Regions from separate parts of the Mus musculus genome. Here regions 2 and 3 are each linked to region 1. The links are chromatin loops, found by intact Hi-C in ENCODE. Cell type or tissue: heart. All regions are shown on one strand.

Evidence for each region. Peaks named below come from ENCODE experiments on the same cell type or tissue, not always from the same donor. Only the 100,000 strongest peaks of a DNase experiment are listed, where the experiment ranks them.
Region 2: it touches region 1 in a loop (12-fold over the local background); 17 of 42 quality-filtered maps call a loop at or near these places.
Region 3: it touches region 1 in a loop (5-fold over the local background); 11 of 42 quality-filtered maps call a loop at or near these places.

What each region holds. Positions count from the first base shown.
Region 1 is chr14:46,561,521-46,569,520 of GRCm38, reverse strand. It overlaps Rubie (RNA upstream of Bmp4 expressed in inner ear), which reads left to right. Exons shown (of 5, transcript NR_046459.1): 4 at 1-344; 5 at 778-1,190. Among named protein-coding and RNA genes, the nearest start is that of Rubie, 10 kb to the left of the region's middle. In heart, a CTCF peak has its summit at 4,326 (motif pointing right); a DNase peak (open chromatin) is centred at 4,190; H3K27ac peaks cover 1,731 bases.
Region 2 is chr14:45,990,047-45,998,046 of GRCm38, reverse strand. No RefSeq gene overlaps it. Among named protein-coding and RNA genes, the nearest start is that of Gm34499, 230 kb to the left of the region's middle. In heart, a CTCF peak has its summit at 4,196 (motif pointing left); DNase peaks (open chromatin) are centred at 4,186 and 5,856; H3K27ac peaks cover 1,218 bases.
Region 3 is chr14:45,873,804-45,881,803 of GRCm38, reverse strand. No RefSeq gene overlaps it. Among named protein-coding and RNA genes, the nearest start is that of A530076I17Rik, 210 kb to the right of the region's middle. In heart, a CTCF peak has its summit at 3,287 (motif pointing left); no DNase peak of the experiment used is centred here; H3K4me3 peaks cover 328 bases; H3K27ac peaks cover 327 bases.

The sequences.
Region 1 (8,000 bases):
TGGTTGTTTGGATAGTGAATCTCAGCTTGGAGGGCTTTCCAGAAAGCAGGCGGCTCCGGTCTCTGAACTCTAACTCCGTTTCTCCACCCCCCTTCCGGTGCTGTGCAGTTCTTTCCAATTCCTGAATTGACATGTACAGTACTAGAAAACCTGCAGAGAGCGCCTGGAGGTCACAGCCTGCATGAGCTTTCAAGCTGGAGAGGGCTAAGTGGAAGGAAGACACTGCACCCCTGGGATTTCCTCCTGCAAATGAGATGAAATCTATATAAATGTACTCTTTCCCGTCTCATACCTTTTATTCGATTTGCATACCACGGATCCGATGACAACTCTCTTGAAAAGTGGTGAGAATTCTTAGGGAAATGCCAAATATCTACTTCTCACCTGATAAAGTGATTCTCATGGTCACAGTATGAACTTCCACTGCACGGAGAATCCCTCAAGGCATATATATGTGTGTGTGTGTGTGTGTGTGTGTGTGTGTGTGTGTGTGTGTGTGTGTATGTGTGCGCTGTACATTTTTTTTTCTAAATTCTGTATAGTAAATCCAGACCTGTATCTCAGGGGTGAGGTGTGGGAGTGGGTCAGGGAGCATGTGAAGAATGGCTGTATCTAATCAGACAGCGAGGGGAAGAAGGCCTTATGACTGTCTCCTAGCACTAACAATATACCTGGGTCATTTTGGTTCCTAGTTTGTACCCAAGAAAGATGAGAAGTGCTGTATTCGTTTTTAGTTTTGCTCAAGGTGAAGCATGAAAATGATTTCTTTCATTTCAGCTCCTTTGACTGTTTCAGCCACAGCGGTTCATGCAAAGAAACTAAATCTTGGAAAGGAAGGGGCTAACCCCTCCCCATGCTTGTGCTCAGGAACCACATGATGACCATGACAGACCATGACCAGGACATCGGTGGGTGCAAAAAGAAGAAACAAGAGCACAGGGAGGAAGGAAGAGCTGGGTGGCATGGGGTGGGGTGGGGTGGGGGGAGGATTGCAACTAGGCATGATCTTGCTTCAGGGCATGGAGCCCAGAAAGCCCAAGACCAGAGGGCTATGCCTAGAGCGAAGCATATTTTTCAGCAGTGCTCCCCCCATTTGGGGGACATATTCTAGGATGGAAGTAGAAAGATTGTAATGGAATGTGGCACGTGAGCTCATTTGTGAAAAACAAAACAAAATAAAACAAAAAACCAAAACAGCTTTAATTTGCTACAGTGCTGAGTTCTGAGGCAACCATGCAAAGATCTGTTTCTCTTCCTCCTCTTCTTCTTCCTCTTCCTCTTCCTCTTTCTCCTCCTCCTGCTTCTTGGTTTTTAAAGATTCATTTACTTATGCAGATGTCTTGTCTGCATGTACATCTGCACACCAGAAGAAGACATAGGAATTCATGGGACTACAATCGTATAGGTTGCGAGCCTCCATGTGGTTGCTGGGAATTGAACTCAGGATCTCTGGGAGAGCAGCCAGTGCTCTTCACCGCTGGTCTCTCTAGGCCTGTTGACATCATTTTGAATGTTAAATTATAAGCAACTTTTCAGGCAAAGCACCCCGTCTCCCCACAGCTGCATATGGTGTCCCTGCAAAGGCAGGGGTGAATGTTGGGGTCCATTCCTCCACAAGATACCTCGCCCCCCAGACACTTAGGTTGATAGCCAAGTCCCCTCTGTCAGACATATTCTCTTGGTCAAATCTAGACAGCCCACCTTCCCGACACTGCTATTCCTGGGAGCCGAGCCTGGTGCCAGGCTGTACTGAACTCTAGATGAAAGGGCTCTCTTCTGACAGGCAGCTTGCGCTAAACCTTGACCTTTTTGAGCTTTGGGAGGTGGACAAGGGAGCAGAGGGGGACGGGCAAGGAGGGGCTGTGTGGTCACTGCTTATAGAGAGTCTGTTTACCTGCCTTCAAGGGTCACAGCCATCTGAATGGGTTTCTGGGACTCTGCTCTTGGGTTTGGTTTCAGAAGACCCATACTGTGGAATTCGGCTCCCCCCCAGGGCCTACCCCTTGCTCTTTGGGATGGGACTTTAATTCCCCAGTGTGACTCCAGCCTTTCAGGGGAGCACTGTAGCTTTCTTGCAAGCCATGTGGATGGCTGCTGTAAGTGGACTTTACTGTTGTTGTATAAACCTTCATTTAAAATTGACTATAAAATGTTTCTGAACCTGCCAAACACGCATTAAAATATTTTGCTCCATTTATGCCTATGTGTAACATTTGGTTTCTAAAGAGCTTTAATCAGTGACTTCAAGTAGGAAGTTATCCATCTTTATTGCCGGTTGGTTCTCAGTGGTGGTCGGGGCAACAATCTTTTTATTGCTTCTGTGTTTAGTTGTTCTTTGACATGATAGAAGTCAGCTGCAGTTCAATGAGCTCACTATTTGTGCAACTTAATTGCTTGCTTCCTCCAATACATACTCAGTTTTTCCTTTTATGAGCGGGGCTGTTGGAAAAATTAAGCTTAAGGATATGGCCATCCACTGTTAATTAACCTCCTTCCCAAACACATTAGTAAAATAGGTCAAATAGCTGCTGAGTGCTAAGTGTACTGTTACCAGGGTCTTCCTGGGCTGAGAAGTGGATCCTGTGTTAAGTGAACAAACGCTGGTGCTTTGAGCATTCTCTGGAAGCAGGCATGGCATAGACCGATGCTAACGGCCCTCCCCCTCCCCTGCTGTACCACAGCCATCCCTTCTGGGTGGGACCCCGAGCTGCTTAGATTGTTTCTTTCTGCAAACATTCAAAGACTTTCTTCCTTAGGTTATTGCCTGTTTTAAAGGTGGGGGGGGGGTCGGACCTAAACCTAGCTTTCTCTTTAGTCACCACTGCTGCTGTTTTGGTTCATCATTCCTAGCATAATCTGAATAATGTGAGGTCTAGATGTGCTCGAGATGTGTAGAAAGAAGGAAACTGATCTATCAAAGCAGGTTCACAGAGACCTCATCTGATTCTCTAGGTGTTGATTCATATTAAGGTGGAAAGTCATTTAATTGCCAGGAGGAGGGGTTGGTTGGAGCTTTCCCAAGTGAAGAGAAAGTATTTTGAGGTTTATATGCATTTAAGAAAGAAAGAATGAATAAATGAATGAAAGAAGGAAAGAGAGAGTGAGAGAAAGAAAGGAAGGAAGGAAGGAAGAAAGAAAAGATTTCTGAATTTGGTGAAAGGTAAGAAAATGCAAGGAACAAATTTACCCTTTTAGACAGTGAGAGAGCACACGCAAACAGAACTGAAAGGAAAATGTGTGAGAGAGAGAAGGATGAATCCGGTCATCTCTACTGTCTGATTGAAATTTCACAAGTTAGTCTTTGTATGCCAGGGGATGAAAAAGGAAGGAAACATAGCTGCCCCAAAGAAACGTCATGCTGATAAGTACAGAAAATTTTCTTTAGAAATTACTAGTTATCACCTAAATCTTGCAAACATTTTGGCAAACAATCTACATTTCTGAAATTGTCCTCCCTGATACAGTGACTGTCAGGCTGTGGTGGGCCAGTGCCCTTCCCAGACCTTTTTGATTCCTAACATGGACAGATTTCCACCTTATACTTACAGTTACTGTAGAGGGCATGCTACAGCATTGCATTTTTGTAGTGTGATGTCAGAATCCTAGAGACACAGAGTCAGTATTGAACTGCTATCCTGATTTTCATACTTTCTAACCCAAGATAATGACCCCATGGTTATCCTGGAGGATCTCTGGACATTTGTTCTCCTCAGTGAGGCTTGTAGCAATGTGCTGGGTCATCCCCAGGAGTTGTGAATTCTAGGGGTTACATTTTCTCCCATCTTTTGTCTGACTGATGCCTGAGATGCAAATGGTGGGCTATAGTAAAACTGGAGAATGGTGGGAAACCTTACTTCAAGGTTGAAAAAACTTGTCAGGAAGAAGAGGAAGAGGAAGAGGAAGAGGAAGAGGAGGAGGAGGAGGAGGAAGAAGAAGAAGAAGAAGAAGAAGAAGAAGAAGAAGAAGAAGAAGAAGAAGAAGAAGAAGAAGAAGAAGAAGAAGAAGAAGCAGCCCAAGACGATGGTTATGAAACAGCGAATTTTGGAAACTTCTAAGGCATTGTCCTGATGCTCTCTCTATATATCCCTAGAGCCCTGCTGATGGAATCTAGCAGCACCGTTTTTGTTTCACATTCCTTCTAAACTAGTTGCATCCAGGAGATTCTGCCAGGTCTCGCTGAGCTTCCAGGAATCCATGGTTTGCTTGGCTCTTGGATTCTTCTTAACTTTAAGGAGTGTGCTTTCTCTTCTGACTTTGCTAGTAAGTCATGATGGACTTCAATAAAATCTGGACAAGGAGCCCTAACAGCCACGAAATGCTTCCTATAACCAGCAGGTGGCACTGTGGATACTACAGTGGTGAAAACTGGGATGTAGGCAGCAAAGATAGGGTGGGGGGCTGGAAGGATTAGGTAATGCAGGTGAACCTACCGAATTTGGGATTAACAGGCCATTTTAGACAGCTCTAAGCAGCCCTGGGCTTGCAAAGCTCCTTCCCTCCTTCTCTCCCTCCCTCTCTCTGTTCCCGCCCTCTCTCTGTTCTCTCTCCTCCTTCTCCCTCTTTCCTCCTCTTTTCCCTCTCTCTCCTCCCTCTTTCTCGTTCTCCCTGTCTCTCCCATCTCCTTGTCTCCCCCATATCCTGTCTCCTTCCCTCTCTCCTCCTCTCCCTCCCCCTTCTCCCATTTTCTTTCCACTGGCACCAAACGATGGCTACTTAAACTTTCCTTGCTGTGTCTGCTGCTGTTCCAGGTTGAGAAACAGACTCAGGAAGATGTAGTGAATTTTATATCAACATCTACTCACATTATGAGACCACAGTGTGTAAATTCAAGGATGGTGTGTAGAATAGGTTACACTCTATGCTCATGACCCATTGTCCCACTAGGGACACAGGTTATTTTGGTTTATTTAGTTATATCAAGGAGATCAGGACATTTCCCTGATCTCTACTTGTCTCAGTACTCTCTGTCATGTGTGGCTTGTTTCTTTAGAAATTTATTGGAGAGAGAATTATGTAAATCAATTTTTAGAAGATACCCCTTCTCTGAATAAATTTTCGTACTTTTCAAAGTTCACGAGGTAGTTGAATTGAACAGAGATGGCCACAACTATTCGCTCCAAGACACCAGCAAAGGCACAAGGCTTATGGGATTCTCTTTGAAGGAAGGAACTTGTAATCAGAAACAACTTTCTCTGTAGCTTAGACCAGGGGCCAAGGAAGGCCCTAAAGAGGAAATGTAATTGCTCTCAATATGGCTTGCAACATGGAGGACTCTTGGGAACACCAGCCCTACCATCAGAAACATGGCCTCCTCTGCATGGATGAGCTGTGTTCTAGGGCTTGGTGGTTGCATTACCATTTTCTGCTTGCAGCAGTAGAAAGCAATTTTTTTCCCAATGGAGTTGGAGCCCATCTTTCTAAGAAGAACCAAAGGGGTTGGAGTCTGAAGGTGTTGGAGCCATCTTTCCAGGGGAGCACTGAAGGGGTTGTGGGTCCAGGGAGAATTGCTTCTGTCATCAGCGGTTGGTCTTTTTGTTATGGGAAAGCCAAAGGACTACAGAGAAAGGGATGAAGAACCACAAAACTGGATTTAGAACAAGGGGACAGAAGTCACTATGTAAAGGTCGGGGTCTTGGGGACCAGTTTCTATAGTCCGAGTGTCTCTCCAGTGTCCAGAATCGTACACATTTCTGCCATCCCCGTGCTGTGGGAACTGAGGCAGGCAGCTTGAGAGCTGCTCAGGAAGGATGTTTTGGACGGTCACTCTGTGTGACTGGACAGTTTGACCTACTAAGGGGACCTTGGAATGGAAACTGGTTTGCTATCTATCAACAAATAGGGCTGCTTCTGACTACTTCAGCAAGCTTCTCTCCAGCTTCTTGGACACCTTGCCCTCCTTGAGCCCAAAGCCTGGGCAGCCCTCGAGCTGCAAAGTGGAGCAAAAGTTCCCTGTCACTTCCTCTTCTGAAGGTTATGTCTGCAGACACTGGCTCCCATACCCCATAATTACTTTTTCACATTTTTTAATATAGTAACACATGGTTGGGCTTGTGGTACAGGGACCAAGTGATACCTCCAGGCCATGAACGCTATAAATAACTCCAGGGATCATTTTATATGGTTAGGGAAGGAAACTGCTTCTCTCTTAAGAAGTTGTTCCAAGAGGTAGGACTTGGGGACCAATGACTTATATTTTCAAGAGCCCCTTGCCATTTCTATTTCTCTATATAGCTCAGAGATCCTATCAGTATCAATGTATTGGCTTGTCAGTCAGTCTTATATCATGTTTTGGTGTAAAGTGGTTCTTGAGGGCATTTTTGTCACACATAGAGAGAGGCAATTATGTGGGTTAAGCTGTGAACTCCTGTCTCCTGAAGGAGGGCTCCTAGTGGGTACTCAGGGCTGGCATGTCGCTGGGTAAACCCCTCACTTGAGTCAACACTTGAGTAGACAGTAGCACCTTGTGCCACTGACCAAACAACAATAACAACAAACAAACAAACAACCCCCCAAAAACCAAAACAGTATACCACCCAAGGCAGTCTGATCTTTGAGCTTCCTGAGAAGAACAATTGAGAATATTTCTTGTGTTTCAGCAACTTCAGCACACATTGGCCCTTTTTTTCTTCTTAAGTTACCTTAGTTCACTTAAAATAAAACTAAGGTAGAGGCATATGGGACTCAGTTTACCCTCTGCATCTTCCAGAGTCATCTTGAGACTAGGAACCGTGAGAGCCAAACTGTAGCACTGACCAAACTCTCAGAGACACCTGGTGCTGTTTTCCAGGTTTTTATTTTTCAAGAGTCCTCCAGTTCTGGTCATCTGACAGCCACCATTTTAGGGAGAAGGAACCACGGCTGACAGTAGGGCAGACTGTCTTTATCTCAGGATGTTGCAGCCCTGACCAAAGCAAAGGTTGGTAGTATTTCTTGGGCCCTGTCCCCTGAACTCTCACACAAGGACTCCTTGGATAAGTGAGGTGGCAGCAGACCCCCAAGTTCTAGTCAGCCATAGGTACTCCAAAGTCTCCAACACAAAGCATTCCATTATAAAGTTGGCTCTTTGCACATGATGTTTCCAGCAAATACTTGTACCTGTTTTCTGCCATGCCGCAGTCTTTGAGATGATTACATGCCTTTGCTCAAGAATGGCACGTTGCCAAAGCCAGAGGTCTGCCTGCTGGAGTCTCAATAGTGTTCATTATGAAGAAGTTTCTATTCCTACCCTGGAAGGAAAAAGCCACTCACAGATAAAGTGTATGATATGATTATGGTGCTTTAGATAACCACAAGTATTACTTCCGACATGATAAGAGATTGTATTCTGTCTCCATTATGCAGGGCTTGGCTCAGCCTTTTTAAGAAGTGGTGGCATTTTTTTTTTTGAAGGCCACTTGATCAGTTTGGAACCAGTGGGAGCGTGAAGGTTTATGCAGATAAAATCAATGTCAGTTGCAGCTACCGCAGCAATGGCAGAGATGGGGAGAGAGGGAGTGGGGTGAAGAGGGAAAAGGGTAGAGGTAGCGTAGACAGATGGAGTGGGAAGGGGGTTGAAACCTGGAGCAAAGGGCCCTTAGCAATTCCAGTAGCTGTTTGGAGAACGTTGACTAAGCAGCTTGTCTATCAAGATGTTGGGTGACCTTTATTCCCCTGTGCAAACCTCATTAGGACTAAGCTCACAGAGAAAGTTTGAATGCTCTCAGCTCCTTGGAAGGATGTATTAATGAGACAAATTCAATTTGGGAAGGGAGTAGAGATTTTAAGACAGGGTTTCTCTGTCTAGCCCTGGCTGTCCTTGAACTTGCTCTGTAGACCAAGCTGGTCTGGAACTCACAGAGATCTGCCTGCCTCTGCCTCCCAAGTGCAGGGATTAAAGAAGTATGCTACCATGCCCAGCTGGACAGATAAACTTTTAAATAGACAGGAGAGTTAGCACCACTACAGGATTTTTCTGGAGGGGAATATAAAAAGGGGAGTTATAAGCCTGGTTAGAATTTCCC
Region 2 (8,000 bases), 570 kb after region 1:
TTAATGCCTGGGACCCAGGTGGTTCATGGAGGGGGACAAGCAGCAAGAGATGTCCTCTGACTTCTTTCTACACATGCACCCTGGAACTCAGGCTCTATACACAGAGGCAAATAAATGCATAAATTCAGTACTGGTTTAACTAAACCTCACCCATGCTTACAGTGTCAAGTCATGAACAGGAGAAATGGGGGAATAAAAGTGAAAAAAGAAACATATTTTATGTATTTCCAGCTTGGAATTACTTAAAAATGAAAGTGATACAAGATCCCCAATGAAGGAGCTAGAGAAAGTAGCCAAGGAGCTGAAGGGGTTTGCAGCCCCATAGGAGGAACAACAATATGAACTAACCAGTACCCCCAGAGCTCCTTGGAACTAAACCACCAATCAAAGAAAACACATGGTGGAACTTGTGGCTCTAGCTGCATATGTAGCAGAGGATGGCCTAGTCGGTCATCAATGGGAGGAGAGGCCCTTGGTCCTGTGAAGGATTTATGCCCCAGTATAGGGGAATGCCAGGTCCAGGAATGGGAGTGGGAAGGTTGGGAAGCAGGGGGAGGGGGAAGGGGATAGGAGATTTTCAGAGGGGAAACTAGGAAAGGGGATAACATTTGAAATGTAAATAAAGAAAATATCTAATAAAAAAATGAAAGTGATAATGTTTAGACATTGATAAGAGTTGTTTGAGATTTTGCAACTTAGGAAACCACGAAAACAGAGCAATATGTTGCCTCTGTTACTTCCTCTGTTGTCTATTAGATCCTCTGGAAGGGAAACCAACCACAGCCAAACATCATCCCCTGATGAGGAATGGAACGCCATAACTTTTTTCTAACCATAACCACAGTTCCACTAAGTTTGCGTCTCATTCCTCTACAGTCTTGTAGATAACGCTGGCCAGGAAGGGGATGCTACTGAAGCAGAGCAGAACGGTCCAGAGCTCCGTGTGAAGAATCTGGACAAATGTGCCCTCACATCTCCCTCACAGGCTACGTGTGAGCAAAGTCCTTCAAGAAGACTTTGTAAAGGGTAGGAGTAAGGCCAGGGCCATCTCGAGAATGTCCTCTAGGGTCCAAGAGTCATCCAAACTGGAGGTTTGCCAAAGGGCATACCTTGGCTTCCTGCCAGATTTTGTAGAAGGGAAGCATTATGCTGAGGGATGTCCTTTGTTCTAACAAGAGTTTAAAGGTCAGAAAATTACCCATTTTACCCACACACAGAGTCTGACACTCACAGATTTATTGTGACTCAGGAATTCATGACATGTCCTCATTGTTTACCCTGGATGAGAAAACAAAGGGGGAGAAACATGATAATGAAATCATTATACGTAAACATTAGTTCTCTCCGTAGTTTCCTCACACTGTCCCCCACTCCTTAAAAAGGACCTGTACGTAGTGATTTGATTTGCTTCATACTGTAATTCTTTAAATAGCCCCTAAATTTTTCCTCAACAGAAACATGATACCACTTGGCTGGTAATAACTAAACCCGATGCATAAATATAATATTTCTTCCTTAAATTTTTAAATTAGGGCATCATATTTACAGGTCCGTTTTTGACATACATCTTTTAAATGGGGTATTTGATGTCAAGAAGGGAAAGGCCCATGAAGACAAATTGCTTCGATGCATTTATGTTCTATTTTCCTTTTTTTTTTTAAAAAAAAAAAAAAAGTAAGTAGTTGAGAAAGACTAGTGTCTTTTTGCAGTTCCTTGGGAAATAAGTAGAAAAACCATGCATGCACACCGTGAAACTTTAACAAGGCAATGCATAGAGTTTTATGCTTTCCACAATTAAGATTTACCTTAAGTCTCTTTTCACTCACTCCCAGGCCAAAGACCACCAACCTGGAAACAATTTCTGATTTTAATAGCCACCATTAATATCTATGAAAACACAGTAAATGCATAATTTTCACATCAGGATATGAAACCACAAGAAGTGAATTATTTATATGAACTACATAAAAGAAACTTAGCATTGCCAGAGCTTGCCAGACAAAAGTAGCCCTTGTGATTTCCGTTCATTAACAGATTCACTCAACTTCCACTGCATGCTTTGCACCAAGACAAACGTTTTAATGGTAAGAAACTCATAATGTGCAACTCTTGCCTTATAGACAGGTTGACTCCAGTTGGGAAGATGCACAAATTTGTGCTCATGAGCGCACACACACTTCTATGTACACGTGTGATCAAGAGCCAATAGTGCTCACTGCATACAAAAGTGGCTTAGTTAGTGGCTGAGATGAAGTTGTGATCACTACTATCTTAATAGTGTAAGACGTTGTCATGGAAATTATGGGCATGATTCCAAAAGATGAAGTGATGGACAAAGATCTCATTACTCACAGGTGTATGCATCTAATTGAAAAGAAATTTGTGTTGACACTCTATTACCCTGGATAAATATTTGTATTCCTTGACATCTCTCCTCCTTTGTTTACTCTTTATTCCACACCCATCAGCTGCTTCTTTGCTCATAGTACCTGTTGCTATGATTTCTACATGTTATACCAGACATTGTAAGTAAAAAAGTGAGTCTCAATTTCTGAGACCCAAACAAGATATAGTATATGAATGGTACATTCTAATGTGTAAGTAATATAGCCTCATCCAGATAGAAAAAAAAGGAGATAGATTGATAGGTGATTGATAGATAGATGTAGAGATATAGATAAATATGGATTTTCCATAGAAATTGTATTGAGAGTTGTAAGCCCTGCCTCTTGAGAGTCAAAACAGCCTACTATAGAGCAGTCTGTCTCTGTGAATGAATGACTTAAGCTAGATAGTATCCTGGTATGCATGCTTTGTAAATAACTCTTTAACATGTTTATAAACCTACCACTCTAGCCTTTTATTTTCTGCTCCTAAACTTTAGCATTTCCCTTGTTAATTAGGCTCAGCCCTAAACAACATATTGTGTTATTAAGAAATAATTACATGAAGACAAGTAAATTAAAATCAGGTAGAAATCTCAAGGTGTCCTTGGTATGGTAGTATACACCTGCAGTGCCAGCATGAGTTAGATTAAAGAAGACGAACTCCAAGTTTGAGGCCAGCCTGGGCTACATCATGAGAGCCTGTCTCAATCCTACATCCTACACTCCCCACCCCAAAGCAACTGCAGGATGTTCACAGCATAGTTGAGATTGTTTTTGTTTTTATTCTTCTTGGGTTTTTATGGCTTATTACAGTGCAATAGTACTGTGACATGAATGCCTATGATGTGAGAGAGGTGACTAGGGTGAGGGCTAGACCGTTTGAGATGAGAGTCTTTTTCCAGAGCTCAGAAACTTTCATCTTTATCTCTAAAACATTTTGGCTTTGTTTTTCTTTACAAATCAGTAAAACGTTTTGCCTCTGTGTTAAGCCTTATTCAGGGAAATCAAGCTTGTATCTTCCTTAACAAATTGCCTGCTTTCTGTATCACAAACATAGACAACTGCTTTCATCTATCAACCCAAAATAGAAATAAAATTTACAGCCTGTTGTTCAAATTAGGCCAGCTGTGAATTCCTCTCAGCTCAGGGAGGTTTTATGGCCAACCATTCTTAAGAAATATGTGTTAATTTTACCAATTGAAATTTTATTTATGAAGAAATTCCATGTACTCAGGAGGATGGCATGGATAGGCTGGCTTTGTTGCAAATGAGTAACCCAGATCCTATAAAGATGGAAGAAGGGCCCAAGATGCCCCTTCAGTGAATGAAGCACTGGAATTTATTTTCCCACTGAGGTTAGGGATAGCCAAGACCTCATTCGGGGCCATGCGTCTATAACCTACCAAAAAGCTGGAAGACAGTCACCATTTCTGAGATAAAGCAATGATCTCTATGGTTTAAAAAGATGAAATACATAGCTAAGACTTGAGCGATTAAGCAAAGGCTACAAGAATTCATCTCTCAGCTTTACTCATTTCTGTCACTATTTTATATACACTGAAGCTGACTTCAGTAATGGAAGGCATCCACTTCCTTTATGTATGTGAATTATGTTTCTGGGGCTCTCAGCATGAGAGTGGTACAGAATTCTTGATAGGCTGAAGAGAGGGGCCACAGATTTTATAAGTGCCTTGTGCTTTTCCTCTCAGAACCTGCTTTTCACATTTCATTTCTTTCCCTGTCTTCCTCATCATTCTTTTTGTGGTCAGTCGGGTTGCCACCCAAACCCACAGTGACACCTGCTGGCTAATCAAATATGGCCCGACTTGCTGCAATCAAAGCAACCCAGGGAGTGTGTTAAACTAGCATTAACTACTACAAGATTCTTTCAAACTCAGGAAGGTGAGAAAAGCCTGAATGACTATGGTTAAGGGTTGTTTTGGAAAATCTTCCCGAGGCAGTAAACATGTAAAATGTAAAAACTGTGGGTTTCTTTCTTTTCTTTTCTTTCTTTCTTTTTTTTTCCCCCCTTTGAGAGTTTTAAGTACAACCTGGACCATGAACCAATTATTTAATTGTGAGATAGAAGTTATGCAAATAATTCATGGCAAGTCACTCTTTGTAATGTTTGCATCAGTCACATTTTTATTGCATATGGTAGCACGTAACCATCACGAAACAAAGTTCCCCAAAGAACAGAATACGCACATGGACGGTTCTTTTTTCTCTCTGACACAAAGGGTTAAGTTGTTAGACTAACACAGTCCTTCTTAGGATTCTTCACAACTTTCCCAACCTTTGAGGAAGTTTCTTTACTAAAAAATATTGATATTTGCTCAATTGTAGGGATTTTATACATGAGTAATTTTGGTGGGGTACCTTTTTGTGGATGTTTGCTTTATTTCAAGCAAATCCATTTCTGACTTGAAAGGACAAATTCTGTTTTGTTTTGTTTTGTTTTGTTTTAAAGACAACAGGGATTTTTTTTTTAATGTGGGGACATTTCTTAAAATATTGACATTTTTCATTCAAAGGTTAAACTCGAGGAAAAGCTTCTCCATACACGGGCTCATAGTTGAAACAAGAGGTTGTCCCCAAAGGCTTGTAGCAGCCGATGTGTACTGGACAGAATTCTTGGCCCTCTTCATCCTCGCTGTGTGTTCTCAAAGCCAGAACTTCATTTAAGCATGACCTTAGAAGATGAGTGATCCTCTCAGCATTTCCTGGTATTTGGGGAAAGGAATGTTTTTATTTGACTGCAGATGTCACTGGGTTTACAGGAAGGATTTGGTAACACATTCATGCCAATACTGCACTTACCCCGGATTTTTGCTCTGTAGGAAGAACACATGTCAAGGCTCACTGTTTGTTAAATGGGGAGGTTCAGTACACCAGAAGCGTCTATTATAAACATTGTGACTCCGTGCAATTTACAAAATGTTCTATCTCCATTAAACAATAAACCCTTGACCCCAGAGCTCAGTTTGGGGATTCTGTGATTCGAGAAGGTACACATAATGGATGGCGATAATAAATGAAGAGGTCAGAAGGTTAAGAAAAACTGTTTAATTATTTCTCTCTCTCGAGTGTGTGGGCTGCAGATGAAGGTGTGTTTCGTCTGCGGTCCTCCTGGAGAAACCCTGTACGGACGGGACCCACCCAGGCAGGCCAGGCCAGGCAGGGCAGGAAAGCAGGTTGCTGGCCCTCAGCTGTGTTTGTGAACTCGTCGTCTCTAGATACCCTTCCATCTCTGAAGCTTTGCAGCTTCTGCCAGGAGTCCCAGTGCCAGGCCCTGGGTTCATCATCTGTTTTCCGAAGAGTTTGGATTTGTTAGCATGAGAAATTCATTGCTCACAGTTGCTTCCCAGCTGTGGCACTGGTGAGTGCAGCCTTTTTGCCTTATTTATTTGTTGAAAACTATGTTCTGTCCTCTCTTGGAAGTTCTCTTATGTAACCAGTCCTGGATGCAAGCCCTCGGGCACTCAGTCTCAGGCCCTCAGCTTGCTTGTCAGTGAAAGACCTCCCCCTCGAGCAGACTCCTCACTTGAACTTCACAAGGTCAGGGTGTCCGCCTGAGGGCAGGACGTGGCAGTTCTCAAAAATCTTGCTGTTCTCCAATTCCTGCCGTGGAGAAATAGATGAAGTCTGTAGACTTGGGCTTTGGTTGGAGAACTGGGACTGGGATAGGGGGGGTTCTCAATGTAGCTTGAGAAGCAGGTGAAAGGACCTTCTAGAAGCTGTTCTGCCCAAAATTCCTTCAAGAGTCCAGTGTGTTCAAAGCAGGAGCCAGCAAGGAATGCTTTGTCGGTCTCCCTCCATCCAGGGTTTGAAGGTTAGAGGACACTTCTGTGGTTGCCAAATAAAGGCGAATCCTTTAGTGCTTCCTAGCTTTCAGCCAATCCCAAACACATTTACAGTAAATTGCTGCCTGTTTCGCTCCATCGAGACTTGTGGAAACCGGATCAGAAGCAGCTGGTCAGACAAACTTTGGCTTCTAAAGTCTAGCAGAAATGCATTGTGAAGAAAAGGAACCTGGCCTGGCTTTGATTGAGACACTTAAGGTTTCCACCCCACCTCCCCGATAATCTGGGAAAACAAAACAAAACAACAACAATGACAGCAATAGTAAACAAACCCAAAGCTAAAACTATAATGAAATAATGACAGCAATTTATTCACTTGTGGTCTTAAAGTGGAAGAAGGTACAGTTACCTTCACATTCCACAAGGGAAGAGAAAACTTACCTTTCCTGGATGTGTATGAGAACTGGGGATTTGAGTAAGAAAGTTCTGGATCCCAGTGTTAGTCTACCACTGGGTAGTCTGGGTGAAGTGAACATATCTAATCCCCGGCTTTCTAGTCTGTGAAAGGACAATTATGAGGACTTCGACGTGAGAGAGACTGTTATAAAGAAGAAATGCACCGTGTTCCTAAAATGTTCAAAATGAGCCGTTGCTGGGTGAGAGTTCTTCAGTCAGGCTTCAACTGGAAACAGAAAGTCTGAGTTTGAAGCCACCCTTGATGGTTAGACTCGTGTGACTTCAAAGGCTCTTCCTTCCCTGTGGTTCAAAAATCTACTCTTGGGTAGTACTGAGGTGAATGGAAGAGGAAGTGGATGCTTGGCTCTTCCGATCTGTGTGAGGTTAAAGTGAAATATCCGTCACAACAGAAAAGGGCTGTGTCCTAGGATTGGATAACTTCATCTTACTCCAACATTCCCAATGAGAGGATTACAAACTGGGTTTTCAGCATTCAGTATGAGACACACGAGTGGGAAGGCATGTGTGTTGAGACAGTGGGTGTAGTCCATCTGGTCCTCAGAAAGAAAAAGCCCAGCTGAGCCACAGGTCAGCCGTGGCAAACTCGGTTTTTCTTAGCCACCCTGACTCCCCTCTCATCACAGTGGCAGAAAGGAGAGCAAACATAGGAAAGCCAGAACTAGATAAATATAAAACCTAGGACTATGGCCCAAGGCTCAGTAATCAAGATGCATAGAATCGCAGTGTAAGAATTGAAGGTAAAGGTTACTTAACTCTGCCCTCGGGTGGGCAAAACAGAAGTTTAAATGAAGACTAGATGATGAGATGTCAAGTCATCTGAAGCTGGGACTCGGTTGTCAGCTGGGACTAATAGTGCCATGGCTTCATCAAAAGAAATTCGGTTCTGTTTCCGCTAAATGTGTGGCTAGGGTTCTCCATGGGGAAGCCTTTGAGCCTATAAGGCCGTCTCTGAGAGGCCTGCACCTCAAAAAATTGGTCTCTGTCATTGCTATATGTTAGAGATAGATGAGGCTCCCATACCTGGAAGATAATTTGAGAAGAAAACTTTTCACTGTTCTAGGCTATTTTTCAAAGCAACTTTTAAACTCTCAGATTCAGTGGTTTAAAAAGGCGGGGTTGGGGGGGGGGTTGGGCAGGGAGGGAATCACTTATCACAAAGCTCAAGGGTTTCCTTGAACCCAGATCTGGTATTTGCCATGCAATATTTTGATAAATGGGGGTTAAATGGTTCCAAAATACACAGATTACATTTCCTTGAATATACATGGTTCTGGAAAATGAAAGGGAAACGGTGCTCTGAGCAAAATACATTTGGGCTCTGTTGAACCCAAAT
Region 3 (8,000 bases), 690 kb after region 1:
GAATTCTCACCTGAGGAATACCGAATGGCAGAGAAGCACCTGAAAAAATGTTCAACATCCTTAATCATCAGGGAAATGCAAATCAAAACAACCCTAAGATTCCACCTCACACCAGTCAGAATGTCTAAGATCAAAAATTCAGGTGACAGCAGATGCTGGCGAGGATGTGGAGAAAGAGGAACACTCCTCCATTGTTGGTGGGATTGCAGGCTTGTACAACCACTCTGGAAATCCGTCTGGCGGTTCCTCAGAAAATTGGACATAGTACTACCGGAGGATCCAGCAATACCTCTCCTGGGCATATATCCAGAAGATGCCCCAACTGGTAAGAAGGACACATGCTCCACTATGTTCATAGCAGCCTTATTTATAATAGCCAGAAGCTGGAAAGAACCCAGATGCCCCTCAACAGAGGAATGGATACAGAAAATGTGGTACATCTACACAATGGAGTACTACTCAGCTATTAAAAAGAATGAATTTATGAAATTCCTAGCCAAATGGATGGACCTGGAGGGCATCATCCTGAGTGAGGTAACACATTCACAAAGGAACTCACACAATATGTACTCACTGATAAGTGGATATTAGCCCAAAACCTAGGATACCCAAGATATATGATACAATTTCCTAAACACATGAAACTCAAGAAAAATGAAGACTGAAGTGTGGACACTATGCCCCTCCTTAGAAGTGGGAACAAAACACCCTTGGAAGGAGTTACAGAGACAAAGTTTGGAGCTGAGATTAAAGGGTGGACCATGTAGAGACTGCCTTATCCAGGGATCCACCCCATAATCAGCATCCAAACGCTGACACCATTGCATACACTAGCAAGATTTTATCGAAAGGACCCAGATGTAGCTGTCTCTTGTGAGACTATGCCGGGGCCTAGCAAACACAGAAGTGGATGCCCACAGTCAGCTAATGGATGGATCACAGGGCTCCCAATGGAGGAGCTAGAGAAAGTACCCAAGGAGCTAAAGGGATCTGCAACCCTATAGGTGGATCAACATTATGAACTAACCAGTACCCCGGAGCTCTTGACTCTAGCTGCATATGTATCAAAAGATGGCCTAGTCGGCCATCACTGGAAAGAGAGGCCCATTGGACACACAAACTTTATATGCCCCAGAACAGGGGAACGCCAGGGCCAAAAAGGGGGAGTGGGCGGGTAGGGGAGTGGGGGTGGGTGGGTATGGGGGACTTTTGGTATAGCATTGGAAATGTAAATGAGCTAAATACCTAATAAAAAATGGAAAGAAAAAAAAAAAAAGAACGTTTCTTCGAAGATCACCTGCACCTTCCCGCCACCTCTTCTCCATTTCTACCATCTAACTCTCTGTGCCATCTGCCATCAGACCACCTAGAACATCTAGGTGAAAAGGTCAGCTGCTAAAAAATTCAGTGTCACTCATATCAACTGCAACAAGGAAAATCCCTGCCTAACCGCCTTAGTGAAGTAGAGATATATTTACTGTGTGTTCCCGGTTGTCATGAGATGATTGCTTATTTTGAGTATAACATTGTCCAAGCTGCACTTAGCTAGAATGAAATGCAACTGTCAATGATAAAACAAATGAACCCGTGCTTCAACATCGAAACTTTCCTGTTGTAAGAAAGTGGCTAAAGCCACAAGTGCTGACCCAATAGTCTAAATAATTCGTCACAAAGCCTGGCCCACTTGCTACACAGTCAGCCCTAGAAAGACTTTAGAGCATGGCTCAAGATCTCCAGGCTTCCTATCTGCTGTCCAGCCCCTGGAAGGGGAATGGGGAGAGACATGAGAAGACAGTTTTCTTTGAGAGGTTCCCTCAAGGTACAGACCGCGTGCCTGCTCCCACCCTACCGTCCACATGCAAACATGGCTGCTCCTAGCTGTAAGGAGAGCTGAAGAACATGGCCTTTGTTCTGATGGCTGTAAAATGAGGTGGGGGGGGGGGCATTGCTATGGGAGGAAAACAGCTTGCCTATGAGAACATTTTTAGAGCCTCTGCCACACTAATAATGTTGAAAGATGGTAAAAATGGATAGAAGGAATCAATTTCCCTGGGTGCAGGTGATGCTGTTTTTAAAATGAAGGGCAAAAAATAAAATAAAATAAAATAAAATAAAATAAAATAAAATAAAATAAAATAAAATAAAATAAAATAAAACTGAGCAAATGAAAATCTGACTTTTTGGTGAAATTCAAAGGACTCTCTGTCTTCGGCAGGGACTTAAGTAAGGCCACGGCACTCGGCCCTCCCTATGGCTCAAGGTTCTCTTCATTATCTCATGGGGCTAGAAGAGCCATCACCTGCTGCTTTACCTCAACCAACAAGTCCTTACAAAATGTGTGTGTGCCTGGGGCTGATGGGAACATCTGTCTCAGCACGATTTCAGTTAGTCATGTCCAATTTTTGATGCCCAAGACTGAAGGATGGGGGGGGGGCCGGGGGGCGAAACTAAGAGGAAGTAATTTCACTGAGTTTGAATTGGGAAGACAGCAGACAAGAGCATCCTGGGTTACTTCCTAGAGTGTGACTGGGGCAGTTAGAGCAGAATTAGCCTGGGGAGAGGGGAGAGGGCCAAGGAAGACAATGGGGAAGGAAAGTGGGAGGCGCAAAAACTCAGATGGGAGCTGATACACCATCGGAAATTAATTTCATCATCTTGAACCTTTTTTCTGGAGTCAGCTATGAATAATGTATGTGATTAATAAGCAAAATATGCAAAGATAGAGCATTTTCTTTAAAGTAAAAGGGGGAGCAATGTGCTTATAATCTGACAGGGTATTGTTTGCATTCAACAAAAGCAAAAGAAATCCTATTCTTTGAGCTGGAGAGTCTCTCTGTTACTGTTTGTGAAGTTTTGAGCTCTCACCTAACAACATAACAAAGGTGGCTTTATACCTGTCACTTCCTCCCCACCTTCCTCATATGACATCTCTAAGGTAGATGCTGCTCCCTCACGTTCACATAGAAGAAAGCTATGAGGTTCAGAAGTCTTAGGCCAGTGACTTGACTCCTAATAGTGACAGACTACAAACCTAAGAAGCCAGGCTCCAGATTCTCCCGCTCAGTCCCTTACCCTGACATCACGTGGAGTAGATATTTGGGAGACGTGGCAATGATTTACATAAAGACCGAAGCAGGTGCCTCCTGCCCCTTTGGATTCCTTTCTCAGTAAGACTATGTAAGTGAAATCAGTTTTCACTGCTTCGGGGGTCCACTGTGGAGTTGCTCTACAGATTCCTCCTAAACGCACCTCCTCCCGACAGCAGGTGAGGCGTCAATGGTGTCACCTAGTGGTGAAAAGAGGAACTCACTCACCCGACTCCTTTTTTCCACCTTTCCTGCTTCAGGAGCTATTTTGGCAGAGGTGTTCACCCCTTTGAGTCCCCAGTCATTTAACTCCGCCCTAATCGTTTTGTCGTGATCACATGGTCTCATCTTCCTTGGTTCTCGTTATTCTTCTCTTCTCCCCTTTAAGGTGAGAAGGAAGGAAAGGAGCGAAGGAGGGAGGGAGGGAGGGAGGGAGGAAGGAAGGAAGAGCTCTCTTCCCCTTCCCCTTTATTTTTACTAGTCAAAAAAGTTAACCTGTCATCTGGGGACCATCAGATTCTGGAGTCAAACACAACTGCCTCTGAATTCCAGATCCATCACATTGCGAGGCTGTAAGCAAATGGCACAACCTCTCTAAAGAGAAGTTCTCAAATTTATAAAGGGGAGAGGAATTGCCTGCATCTCAGAGCTTTAAGAATTCGGTGAATTAAAATAATCATATAAAGCACTTCATAAGTAAGAATATAAGGACTGTCACTCATTCACAAATGCATAAAATTCTGCTGTCTGCTGGAAAAGGAAACCAGGCTTGTGAGTTAAATTGGTTCTACTAAAGGACCAGAATGTGTAATAACTAAACCCTGCAAGGTCCCAGCAAGTCCTCTCAAGTATCCATCTAGCGAATGGACTTCTTACTGCAAATGCATGATAGTTCCTCTTTATGACAAAATGGGCTAGCTTTGGCATGCGATCCTCACTGACAGGCACTGCTTCCATACAAGTGTCTGCTAAATTCCAAAGAGCCCTAGAGCAGGAACCTCAAGTTCTGCTTTTAAATCTGTGAACAGTCGAACACATTTGACGTTTTCCTAATGAAATTTAGGACCTTTAAATGGGTCTGCTTACAAAATAAAACAGCAGCACACGGGAGAAAAATGTTCAAATTCAACCTGGCCCTAAGGACTGCTTACTTGCTTCAAGCAGAATGTGTATGTGTGTCATACCATAGCACCCACTGCAGAGTCTGCCCCAGGAGCTGAAGACAGAGCGCTGGTCCATACACATGGAATCAGAAACTAAAAGAGGACCATCTTCTCAGCAAATGATGCTGGGCCAGGGGGCCATCCACGTGAAATGAGCTCACTTTGCCCACTTCCCAACATGATGAAAAATTCAACTTAGACTGTGTGCTAAAAAAATTTTAGAAACTAAATTGATAAGCTTCTGGAACAAAATATAGAACAAAACCAAGCCAAAGTTTCTCACACATCTCCAAACTCATGAGACCCAAAAGGCAGACTTGATGAACTCAACTTCACCAATAATTGAAAACTATTCATCAAAAACATTTGCAAAAAAAAAAATTAAAGCCATAGGCTTGGTTAAAATGTATTTTAAAGGCACATGTCTGGTATATATTTTCAATCAAGTACATGTAAAAAATCGCATTTAAATAATAAGGAAATTTAATTAATTTAAACCAACAGAGGGGTCAACAGGATGGTTCAGTAGATAAAGGTGCTTGCAGCCAAACCTCGAAACCTGAGTCCGCCCCAGAGACCTTACAGTGGAAAGAGAGAAAGAGCTTCCACGGTTTAGCCTCTAACCTCCACATACATACATAGCAAACATGACCCCATACACATACATACACATGAATAAATACAATTCTTAAATTTTAGCTATGCAAGAGATTTGAACACCCTTCTAAGCATAACATACAATTATGAGAAATAACTATATTCTCTACACTCTTAGGTCCCCAAAACCACCATCTACAACTAGATGAGTATACCTTTAGTTACATGATACCTTTAGTTATTATAACGCTAGTTATACTACACTTTTAGTTAGTGTAACTTTAGCTATGCACATCTGGAAGATGCTTTGGAGGAGCAGAGCTGCTCCTCCAGAGCACAGTGAGGCGTCACCACATATCTATGGAACTGAAGGATGGGGTAGGATTACAATGAAAGGATGACATAGATTCTATAGGATTAGAACTTTTCCACTTTGCCACCAGAGCTGGACATGGTTCAGCCTCTTTGGAAGGTAGTTTGGGAAACTCTTTAGAAGTTTGTCCTGTACCTACCATGTGAGCAAGCAACGCCCATCTAGGTACAAACAAACGAAAACACATGTTCACATAAAAATCCAAATGTGAATGCTGGCAGAGGCTTTTGTCAAAACCACCCACGTGGAAACCAGTGCCATTTCACTGGTGAGTGGAAACCAAGCTGGTGAGAAAAAAAACTGAAGAGGCGTGCGGCAAGCCACCCTAAAACATGGCTGCAGGAGACCAGAATATGTTAGCCAAAGTATTCGTTACTTTGGTCCAGTTCTCTTAAGAAACTATTGGCACAGGGTCAGCTTCTGGTTTCATGCTTGTCATAGGAGAACTATACTTCTCTAAAGGGGGTCTGTGTATAAGGGGTCTCCCTCTCCACATCAGGAAACAAAGGAAGATGGCCCAGTCAGTAAATTACTTGCTCCAAATTCTTCCTCTATATAAACCTAAGCTTGTGGGAGAATCTCAAAGATGATCTCAGTGGTCCCTGGGTCGTTCTCCAGCAGTATTACATTAATTAGATTTCTCCTTTCTACTCTTTGCCATTGCGCATCCCTTTAATGGATGTATTGGAACCAGTGGCTAAACTTAGCCAGGTTAGAACTTCTGGAACCATGGTTCTTACACCAACACTCTGGTGGCAGCAGTGGACACTCTTAGGAGTTGTCCTTCTGAGGGTCATTGTCTTGCCTTTGCCCAACATCCTAAATTTTAAAGAAAAGTTGCCCCCAGGATGATTAAAACATTAACTAATAAATATTCTTTTAGACTTACAGAGCCAAGAGTGTCTGGTCACCTTTAATTATATTACAGAATTAATATTCTTCTTGAGAGAAGACAGGAGGTAGCCCTAGGAAGGTGATATTGCCACCAAAAGAAAAAGACATCTTCCTTGAATGATGGAGACCTGTTCTGCGTGTAGAATTCCACCTGGTATCCCATCGTACTTTCTTTTTCTTTTTTTTTTTAAGATTGTATTTATTTTATGTATGTGAGTACACCGTCACTGTACTCAGACACAACAGAAGAGGACATCAGATCCCATTGCTGTGGGTGTGAGCCACCATGTGGTTGCTGGGAATTGAACTCAGGACTTCTGGGAGAGCAGTCAGTGCTCTTAACCACTGAGCCATCTCTCCAGCCCCCTCCCATTGTACTTTCTTTCCCTCTCTCCAAAAGTCCCTTCCTCTACATGAGTTCCCCAGGACAGTGCTTTTGGGGGACACTAACACTTCTCTTAATTCTTAGTGGACCAGTCCTTGAAAAACCTAGCATCCTCCCCACCAACTATTGGATCCCTAAGATTAGCTTTCAAACATCGAACAGATGGATTTGGGTTCAATAACACTTGCTTTCTTAGAAGCAATTAAGAAGAGAAAAGCAAACGAAAGCTCAGTAACTCCTATAGAGGGTAAAGGCTCCTTCACTCCCAACAGCATTACATCCCAATAAACACATTCTAAATTAAATAAATCCTAAGTCAAAATGTTAGTGCCTCACTAGCTGGGCATGGCAGCCTATCAGCACTGAGCACTGTGAAATACTGGTTGTTTACTCTCATGTCACTGATAAGAAGCGGCCACTTGATTGGAGACTGCTCAAAATCTTAAAGGAGTATCACCAGCCTTGAAAGTGTCAAATTCAAAATTCAAGGCACAATTCCTACTAAATACAAACCACGTTTTCACCAGCATAAAATTGATAAATCACAAGTCAAACTATCATAAGTGGGAGACAATCCACCAATGGGAGCTACCAAGGGAGTAAGAAGTAAGTCTCCAAGTTGTAGCTCTGATTTCAGCTGTACGTACCAACGTCAGGTGAACCAAAGGAAGACTGGTACTGAGGAGAGACGTATGTAGAGACACACCACTGGTCAGTGTACAGAAAATAAGGGATGGTAACATGCTCTGCTCTAATGGGACATACATTCACACCCCTCCTGCCAGGCTTATGGATCTTTACAGAAGAGACAGAAAGACTGTAAGAGCCGGGTGTGATGGATAACATCAATGAACCAGTTTTTTCCAGACACAACAGGCATTTACACATTTGAATTCATTGATAGCATGCACACAACCTGAACATCTTAAAGCCAGACAAAACCGCAGCATAGGGATAGAGAAGGTGGGCATAAAGTTGCACCACCAACTGAGGACTGTTGGCACTTGATAGCTGCTGGGAGATGGAAAGTCAGTTCTTCCATTATTTGACTCTTGGTAGGCCTACCATGTGCCATGGCTGGCCCCACTGCCAGGACTAGTTAGACAGTACAAACTGGACTTAATTATATGGGGGAAGAAAACTCAAAGTTTGGTGGGAGGAGAAGTGGAGAGGATGGTTGTGAGAGGAATTGGGGTGAATATCTTCAAAACACAGTGCATGAAATTCTAGAATAATTAATAAAAATACTGTGTTTAAACATAGCCAAGAGAGATTTAAATCTACACCCTAAGCTTTGCACCACCAATAGCTTAAAGCCCTCCTGATTCTCAACCAGGGCGTCATGCTAGTATCCTCTGGGAGAAAGTGCAGAACAAGATGGAGACAGAGCAGCCACAGAAAGTCTAAGCACACTCCATTCTCACCCATGCTCATTGAAATAACCCAAGGTTATTTTTTCCCATCTGGATTGAAGTTAGCCAACTAATGTTTTCAACTAGAAA